Regions from separate parts of the Homo sapiens genome. Here region 1 is linked to region 2. Evidence: read pairs that join two places in POLR2A ChIA-PET (ENCODE). Cell type or tissue: IMR-90. All regions are shown on one strand. Region 1 overlaps GAB1 (GRB2 associated binding protein 1). Region 2 overlaps GAB1 (GRB2 associated binding protein 1).

Region 1 (5,000 bases), 68 kb after region 2:
GGATCAAATCCTGGTAGCTGTACAGGCTTGAAAGCCCTGCAATCTTGTCCTCTCAAACATCTCCATCAGCTAATAAGATGAGGTAATCAATGTGCAGCTTTACTGTGTAATCTTCATGCAAAGCCATTACTTGAGTCCCCTGGCATCATCAAATACCCATCCTAGAACACTCATCACTCCAGTCCAATATCCATCAACAGAATAAACAACCTGAGTACAAAAGAAGGAAAAAGAGAGAATGAATTACACTTCATTAAATTTTTTTCCTGTTTTTTAACCATCGTCTACATTTTGTAAATAATTAAGTTTGTCCTTTCCCTACTTGAAAGAACAAGCAGAATAAAGAAGTATTAAACATGAAGAAACATATTTAGGAACCCAAAAAATGTTTGATGATGATGATGAAACTAAGTGGCTAAGGGGTACAGAATTGCTTGACCTAAAAATAAAGATACAAAATATGATGCTTTTGTATACATGTGATCAGTTTTCTGAGGGAACACAAGTTACATATAATGTATATTCAGTTAATATTACTTGATGATAAAAATTTATTTCTGCAATAGAAAATAAACAAGTCAGGCTTTTCTTCAAATGGAAGCATTTAAATTGGACACACAGATTAACTGAGGTGGGTTCCCAAGGGAAGGAGGGATGTCAACACTGGACTTCCTTGAAAAACCTCCAGCTTCCCTTTTGATCCGAATCTTTCTCCTCTTCTGCTGACTACCTTTTTTTTGTTTTGTTTTGAGACAGAGTCTCACTCTGTCCCCCAGGCTGGATGGAGTGCAGTAGCACGATCTCGGCTCACTGCAACATCCACCTCCCGGGTTCAAGTGTTTCTCCTGACTCAGCCTCCTGAGTAGCTGGGACTACAGGCACGTGCCACCATGCCCAGCTAATTTTTTTGTATTTTTAATAGAGACAGGGTTTCACCGTGTTAGCCAGGATGGTCTCGATCTCCTGACCTCCTGATCTGTCTGCCTTGGCCTCCCAAAGTGCTGGGATTACAGGTGTGAGCCACAGCGCCCAGCTGCTGACTACCTTTCTCATTCCTGTTTCCCCTTCCTTCTAACATTATCTTCCACATCTTTTATTTCCACTTTATTTCTTCTTATGCTTGTCCTAAGTATGTAAAAGGATCTTTGTGCTGTTTTTTAAGTGTCATTTAATTCAAAGAGCTTTGATTGTCCTTTTCTTAAAAAGCAGCTGTGGTTACAGTTTTTTATGTTTTCAAGCATTTTTTTACATTTGACTATGGGCCTCTCTTTTCTTTTTTGGGTAAAGCAGGCACCATTAAAAAGAAAATGACCCTCCACTCTTGATGCAGAAATCAGAAAAATGGTCTTTAATAATGCGGACACTCACCACTGGAAAGCCAAAATTAGTTTACATGATCTTTCAAGATTTTTTCCAATGCAATAACAATTATTAACATTTATTGAATACTCATTAAGTACCAGACATTGTTCTATGCACTTTATACATTAATTTAATCCTCATCACAGCCCTATGAGGTAGGCTGTAATTTATTCCCATTTATAGATGAGAAAACGAGTCACAAAGACATTAAGTAACTTGACTAGGTCATACTGGAAATAGTAAAGCCAGGATCTGAACCTAGTAGTCTGGCCTCACCCAGAGCCTGTGCCCTTAACCACTTAACACTGTACTATTTGTCTATGACAGAGGACAGCAAACCTTTTTGTAAAGGGCCAGATCATAAATATTTTAGGTTTTGTAGGCTACACACATGGTTTCTGTCTCATATTCTTTTTTTTTCTTTTTTTTTTTTTAAAAAAAAAAACCTTTGTAAATGTGAAAAACCTTCTTAAACAGTATCAGGCCCACAGGCCATAGTTTGCTACCCTGGTCTACAATTTTATCATTTCATATGAGCCAGTCTAGTATTTTTCATCTAGACAAATTCAGACAGAAGCAAAACTGAAAGATTCAATGTAAGCAGCTTACAGCCCATAGTCCACATGAAACAGTAAAGAAAATGCAAAAATCAAAATCAAAGAACTGCAGGTACTTTGTGGACATATACATGGAAATATAGCCCATAGACATGAAAAAGGTACTGCTATCACTAATAGAAAGTAAAAATCTCAGTAAGCTTTAACAGCCTAGTATTTCAGAAGTAAAAAACCTCAGATATCCATCTTCTTTACAGATGGATAGCTATATACGATAGTAGTTGGGCCCAAGTACTATTGTAATCTACTGAAACTGATGTATAGTAACAGCATCTGTATACCACACAAATGCATTCTTCTTCAAAGTCCCTTATAAATACAAATTCGTTGTTGCATTATCAAAATATTCATTATCTTCAATGTCAGAAACTAAAGAGTAGGTTATTAACTATTAACTTAGGACTCCTGAGGAATTCAGAAATCATAAAAATATTAATGTCATCAACCCATATTCTTTCTGGTCATCTGGCAAGGTCCTACTCTTAACATGTCACCACCACCACTTACCACCCTCTTAAGACTTCAAAACTTTTGAAGTAAGTTTTGGTAGGTTTCATGTATCTTACCACAATTTAATTGTCTTTTAAAAATCAAAAGCTCTATTTCAACAATGCAGCAATCATTTTGATGAACGCTATCAGAAAGTAGAAATTTAAGCAATTTATATTGGCTTTCAACTCCACCACATCATATACTTCAATTGACAAATCCCCTCTCTCAGAAAGAATAACTTAGAAGAAAGCATTCTGATAGAATTTGTTCAAATTATATACTGTTAATTATTTTTACCATTTTTGTGGGGTAAAAATAAAAACTGGGGAAATAGACTCACTTCTACTTTCTTCCCTATTAACTTGGGACCATCTGTTTAAAATAACTGCAGCTATTTTTGGTAGTTAGGCAATGAACTACTTATAAAAACAAAAACAGATGCCTCCTCTTTAAGATCACTCCGTTATCAAACATCTGAGCATTACTTGCACACAAAAGCATGTAGTGTATGTTACTTGTCAAGAATAAAATCGCAGATTTTAAAACATACCATGTGGCAGCTCAGGACATTATTTCATTTCTTATAATTGTTTTCAACAGTTGCTAAAAACACAAGAATAAAGTAACGTAAGGAGGTAATTCATATATGTATTTAAAAATATCTGTTATAACACTAGCTCTCTAACTCACAACTTGGCTGTCCTTAAGAATTTGGGCATTTCTTCTGCTGAGAAAAGTTGCTTAATAGTTAATTTTTACCTGAAATACTTTCTTCTGAATGCAGAAACTCGTGTATTTTACCTTTGTTTTTTCTTTGGCAACAGTGACAAATCAGATAATCTCAATGAATATCTATGCAGTTTTCCTCTTTACGTGGGACAAAGTTTATCTTTTAAAAAGAAAAGCCAAGATGAATGTTTTACCTGTGCAACTGCCCCCGCTTCTCTGTGCTTCTCTGTGCCCCCCGCCGCCTTTTTCTGTGCTTTGAAATAACTACCTTGCTCCCAAGAAAAAGTTTCTTCAGAAGCCAGTGTACTTTGTCCTTGCCAGGTCAGAGAAGGGGTTAAATTTATCTAACTGTAGTAAGCCTTTCTTGTTGCCCAGATGGCTGGCTGAGAGGAAGGAAGAGCATATAGCTAATTAGCATTCATTCCTTTTAATACATTCCCATCCCTTCTACTGCTTTTTGTCCACTCTTTCTTTTCTCCCTCAAGGTTTACCTTGATTTGAAGTTCAATACTTAAAAGACTCCCTTCCAAAAAATAAAAATAACACTTATGGGAGATATGTGCTATGTAGCACAAATTCTGTGTTACAGAAGCTCTTTGATTCCTCTTCCCCAGAACAAAGACATTTAGACTGTTACTTGAAATGTTATTTTTAAATAAATACATAATGGTTGCATTTATTAAGCACTGTGGGGCAGACCATTACCTGCTCACCCAAATCTGTTCTTCTGTTCTTCCACAATGAATGAATTGTAACTGAGCACATGGTCATCCAGGTAGAAATTATACCACTCAGCCTCTCTGGCAGCCAGATGTGGGCGGCCATGTGACTTAATTCTCCCCAGTGCAAAGTACATGGCAATGATGTGTGCCTTCTCTAGGACTGAGCATGAAGACATTGCGCATGCTGCCTCCACACTTCTTCCTGTCCCCTCAAGCTGGGACACAGACATACCTGCGACCTATCTTTGACTATGTAGATGAACCCTGAGATGTAGGAAGCATGGAGCAACAAGATGGAAGAAATCTGGGTGCCTGAATTTCTGCAAAGAACATGATTCTTTGCAAGCCTGGAATGCTTACCCTTTTATATGAGCAATATAAAAAAAGTTGTATGCCCTTTAATTCACTGTATTTTGGGGGCTCTTTGGCCCAGCAGCATAGGCTTAATCATAACTGGTATGAACACTATTATGTAGCACTGTTCTGGGTGTTTTACATGAATTATCTTATTAATGAGTCTCTGAGGAAAGTACTGTTACTATTCCCAGTTTCCAGGTGAAAAAACAAAGATTTGGAGGGTTGAGACAAAAGAGTAGTGAGGTTGGTAAAATAATCAACTGCAGGTCTCTATGATGCAAAGTCAAAAACCTAACCACTACACTAGTGTGCTTCCTAAAAAAAAAAAACAAAAAAAACCCTACTTATTACTTTACAAATTATCTCACTCTAATTGAGATTTTTCTTCGGTGGTATCTCTTATAAACCCAGAGCAGAAACATTATGAGCTCAAAATTAAGGGATATAAATTATATTTGGTTTGCCCACAAACACCCTTAATCTTATTATTAGCTGAACACCTAAATTTGTGTTAAACTCCAAAACTTTGAAAGAAATCAGACTGCAGGCCAATGAGAAACAGCTTAGTGGATGAAACTTTTTACTCTACTTCTAAAATTCTATTCTGTTGCACACAAGGCCTAGATCTGTACCTCGAACCAGCACTATGAAATACTGGATTATTAATTCAAAATGAACTTACTTTGGCTGTGTCTAATATTATGTTTATTATGAAAGAGCC
Region 2 (5,000 bases):
ACCATCCTGCGCAACATGATGAAACCCTGTCTCTACCAAAAACACAAAAATTAGTCGTGTGTGGTGGCGCAAACCTGTAATCCCAGCTACTCGAGAGGCTGAGTCAGGAGAATCATTTGAAACCCAGGAGGTGGAGGCTGCAGTGAGTTGAGATCGCGCTACTGCATTCCAGCCTAGGTGACAGAAAGAGAATCTGTCTCCAAATAAAAAAAAAAAGAAATTCACCACATTGTGTTTATTTAGACACCTCTATTGGTGGCAAGTAAAAGCACCTTTCTGGCTTACTGTCATTAGGTGTAAAAAAAAAAAATTGTATTTTGATTTCCTTTGATTTCTGATTGTAATGCTCTTCTTTTTCATCTTTTCCCTTCATCTAACACCCATGACAAATCACATTTTTAAACTTTCCTATTATATGGGACTTTCCAAAATTTTTATGGCTATTTACTATTTTGGGCAAAAAGACACACTCTTTAGTACCTCAGAAAATACTCTAATTACTTTACGATAAGAAAACAGTTCACTCAACTACCCAAAGTTGAAAATAGGTGACAATATCTACTCTGACCGAGAATTTAGGATTTAGAGTTTTACTAGAGTCAACTTACTATACTGAGGAAAACTAATTAACTTAAATAATAATAATAGAACTCCACTCAAATTGAAAAATAGTGAATACAAAAGCAAAAGTGTCTAAAAATTGCCCTGCCTTGAAAAATCAGTGAAAACATTATTGATATATTGATTATATTATTTTTGAATACTTTATAAATTTGATATTTAAAAATTTTTATAGATGAGGTCTCGCTATGTTGCCCAGGCTAGGTGTGAACTAGGCTCAAGAGATCCTCCTGCTTCAGCCTCCTGAGTAGCTGGGACTACAGGCACATGCCACTGTGCCTGGCTAAATTTGGTAATATTTTAAAGTTAATTAATTTAAGCACAAAATCAAGTTTTTCATATCACTGAATTATGTTTCCTGACAATATATAGTTTTAAGAAAGCTGGTTCTGCCTAAAGTCTATTAAGGATGAAAAACCAATTCATTGACAGAATTGGGCTTTATATTTTATACCTCTAAATAGGGCTGTTTTAAATAATATAGGGCCACTAAAGTGTTACTCATTCTAAATTTTGACATCAGGTATTTGCTTATCCTGGAAGATATGGTCTGATTGTCCCTCAATACCTGCTCTCCCCTCTCCCATATGCATGGGATTTTTAGGTGGGCCCACTGTTCCTCGGATCTAAGTCTATGTTTTCTAGCTCCTTTGTGTCTAAGTGTGGCCACACAGGCTAAGTTCTGGTTAATGGTTTCTATAAAGCAGTTTCGAGGTACTGTCCTTATGAGGCAGTTGGGCTGTACCCTTCTTTTTCTCTCTTTCCTCCACCTGGAGTTGGAATGTCACTCTGCTGGCTGGAGCATCATCTTGTCCAATGAGCATATGTGCCACACCCAAGGAAAGCAGACTGGAGAGCTGGAAAAGGTCTGAATCCCTGAAGACTCTATGGAACAGAGCTGCCACAACAGCCTTGGATTGACTCTCTCTAGACTTTTCCATGAGAAAGAAAGAAACTTCTCTCTTGAGTCACAAATATTTATTTTCTTTTACTCAGAGGGGAACTTAATCCTAATGGATATACTTATCAACTAAAATACAAATAACAAAGCAAACATTAAATCTGACTTAAGGAAAAGCTAAAGCAAAATATTTTTAAAAATTAAAATTGGTTTGTATTCTTAAACATTTGAAGTATTTTCTGGCAACTACCTGATTTATGAGGAACAAAATGCTCACTACCATTAGAAAATTCTCATGCTTTATGGTAGTATAGCCAACCTCAAACATGTTATGTTTATAAGAGGTCTTCTTTAATCTTTACACCTATCTAAAGGTATATTACTTACTTATAAGACCATTTCACCATTAGAGTGCTGTGACATGGCCTTAGAGAATTGCATCATAAAATGCTGCCCGTATATTTTCTTGAAGAGTATAAAAAATCAAGTATCTCTTAAATGACATATAACTGAAAACTTAATTTTTTTCTAATTAGAGACAGGGTGACATGTTGTGCAGGCTAGCCTCAAACTGCTGGACTCAAGGACTCAAGTGATCCTCCCACCTCAGCCTCCCAAATAGCTGAAACTACAGGGTTGTGCTGCTGTGCCAGGCAACTTTTTTTTTTTAACTCATTTACAGTTTACTTTCACCTTTTATTGGTTTTAGAGTTTATGACATTATTTTTAATAAGCTTTTTAAAAGTTGTCTTTTACTGCTTTTTCTTAAGTATATAAAGATACGAGGATAAAATTTATAGACAGAACAGTTCTAGCTTGAATGACTGAAAAGGGCTGCTCAGAAAGGGAAAAGTTAAAACTTTACATACTGGGTCTTCACTGGACAGGTTTGGGTTCATGGGAACATAATTCTCTTCACTGTCGTGTGAGTCACTGCTTGAAGTTGTGCTATGCACTGAATCTGGTCGGGGGGACATGGGAAACCTGGAAGAGCTAATTACAGAAATTATCATCACAAACATAAGCCTTGACAAAAATATCTAAAATTATTCCCCAAATAAAAATGAGAGACAGTCTGCATTCTTTCAGAAATATTCCCTTATGTTTATAATCATTCATTGTACACATTTATAATGATGTAATTTTTGTGTACAAACACATAACTAATATTTATAATTGTATTATAAAAGTGTATTTTGGACAGCAAAATATTTTGTGTAAAACAAAAAAACCACTGCCAGTGACTTGGTGATAAGTAGAAAGTTACAGATATAAAATGGAAGACTTAAGAATTTCTATTTTTTTAAAAACTATATACACACACACACACACGAAACATGAACATATGTTCAACATAGGTTTGTAACTTCATAAATTCCTCTCAATTCCCTATATACATTTAAATAAGTCTCGGTTAAATAATCTCCACAAGAGACTACCATATTTTCAAGATTAGTAGTCCTCAGTACTTTTTGGTTTCATAAACCTTTTACACTCTTAAAAATTATTGAGAATCCCAAGAAATTTTTGTTTACATGAGTTGTATCTATTAATTTTGCCATATTAGAGATGAAAATAGACATATTTTTAAAACGTAAGTAATACACAAATACACATTTCTATTGGGTGTCACAATGATCTCATCACTTATCATGTAGCCTCTGGAAAACTCCACTGTACACTCAGAAGGAGAAAAAATACAGAAAATAACATCTTAATATATTAATGAAAATGGTTTTGACTTCACAGAACCCCCAAAAAGGGGGCTCTTCAGATCATCCATTGAGAACCACTATTCCAGATATTTTCCATGATAATGAACAATTCTAGATAGTCACATTATTCATACAAACTACATATTTTAGACAAAGGACTTACTCTCGAGCAAAACTCCTAGTGATGGGAGATCTAACTGGGGCTTGTAATTCTTCCCATTCTGGCAAAGGTTTTATTTCTAAAGGCGCTGGCTTGACTGAAAAGAAAAAGAGAAAAAGAGATTTTTAGTATACAGAACTTTGGAAAACAAACAAGATTCTCTCTCTGTAACTCTATTTATATTTGATAGCCAGAGTAAACCTAAGACCACCTAGTTTCACATGTGAAATGAGGTCCATGAATGTTACATGATTTGCCCAAGGTTACATAGCTAAGTAATTAGTGGTAAAAGCTAAATCAGATGTTTCATGATTGTTACCTCAAAGCCTAAACCTCTATTACAACATGTTGCCTAAGTGCATATTTTATGAATATAAACTAAATGAGATAAAGAGTAATGTGACCCAGTTCCTCTATGGTTGCTTTATATGTTTCATTATTTCATAAATTATTTCACCAATTTCATACTCAATAAGAAAATTTAATCATCTATGTAAAATCATTCCTTTTCTTCAATATTGGAGTATATAACTATATATATAAAATGATGCATAGAAACTATTAAAAACACAACTTTGTTAAAACCCCAAACTGAAAAAATGTTCGAATCTTTTAAAATAATTCATGCACAGTCTGGAAACAAACAAAACGAAACAATATTTGTATCTTTAGATCCAAACTCCGCTCTGAAAAAAGGCCATAATTATTTTACTTCAAATTGTTAGTGTAATTTAAGCAACAAATCTCTTGCTAAATTATATACAATTAAGTAAATGCTAATAATAATTTTCATTTATAAGTGATCTTTATTTACCTCATATTGCAGTAGACAATTAAACCAATATATACCACAGAGTTCTTAGCCATTTTCTTAAAGTCAAGACTGAGATTTTTTCAGAAATTTACAGAGTGAGCAAAAGAACTGAAACAATACTATTTAATACTAGATATTTTAGGAGACTACCTAAACATGTTAGGTAAATATTTCAGTTATGTTTCATTCTGCCACTCTTAACAAAAAATTTCATCTTTGAGATTTATTTATAGTCTTTGTCCATGTATGTTATGGCATAGTTACCATTACACTATAAAATGAATGGTCATTTTAAAGGACCATACGCATTGAGGCTCATAAGTATTTTGTCAACTCACATATAATGAAGACCAAATTAACTTACTAATTTGAGCTGAAACCATTTTGCTTGTCTATATTCTTAAAATAGAAACATACAGAATATTCCGCTGAGTGAAAGTATTTCTTTAACTGTTAATGTTTTACTTTTTGACACCCAAAGGCTAATAGCAGTTTAGCTGTCAGTTTTTAAATAATGGCACAATTAATCCATGGAAATGATTCTTTATTCTGTCTCAGAACAGAACACATATACATAAAGACAGAAGACAACAGAAAATCACAAACAGTTCACAAACTGAAAGGATAAAATGTTGTCTACAAAGTTAAAAGAATAATGCAAAAGGACAAGTCTGAATATCACATATTATCAAATATTTAACATGCTGTTGTTAATGGCAGAGTAAGTAGACTCATTGTGTATTATGGGAAGCATTCACTTTAGAAATAATGTGCAGGAAAGTTTTATTT

The links. Peaks named below come from ENCODE experiments on the same cell type or tissue, not always from the same donor. Only the 100,000 strongest peaks of a DNase experiment are listed, where the experiment ranks them.
Region 1: POLR2A ChIA-PET joins it to region 2 with 22 read pairs; 3 of 35 experiments call an interaction of 5 or more read pairs at or near these places.

What each region holds. Positions count from the first base shown.
Region 1 is chr4:143,390,027-143,395,026 of GRCh38, reverse strand. The region is part of intron 1 of GAB1 (GRB2 associated binding protein 1); the gene reads right to left. Among named protein-coding and RNA genes, the nearest start is that of MIR3139, 49 kb to the right of the region's middle. In IMR-90, no CTCF peak of the experiment used is centred here; a DNase peak (open chromatin) is centred at 2,936; H3K27ac peaks cover 917 bases.
Region 2 is chr4:143,457,879-143,462,878 of GRCh38, reverse strand. It overlaps GAB1 (GRB2 associated binding protein 1), which reads right to left. Exons shown (of 10, transcript NM_002039.4): 7 at 3,401-3,494; 8 at 2,392-2,515. Among named protein-coding and RNA genes, the nearest start is that of SMARCA5, 53 kb to the left of the region's middle. In IMR-90, no CTCF peak of the experiment used is centred here; no DNase peak of the experiment used is centred here.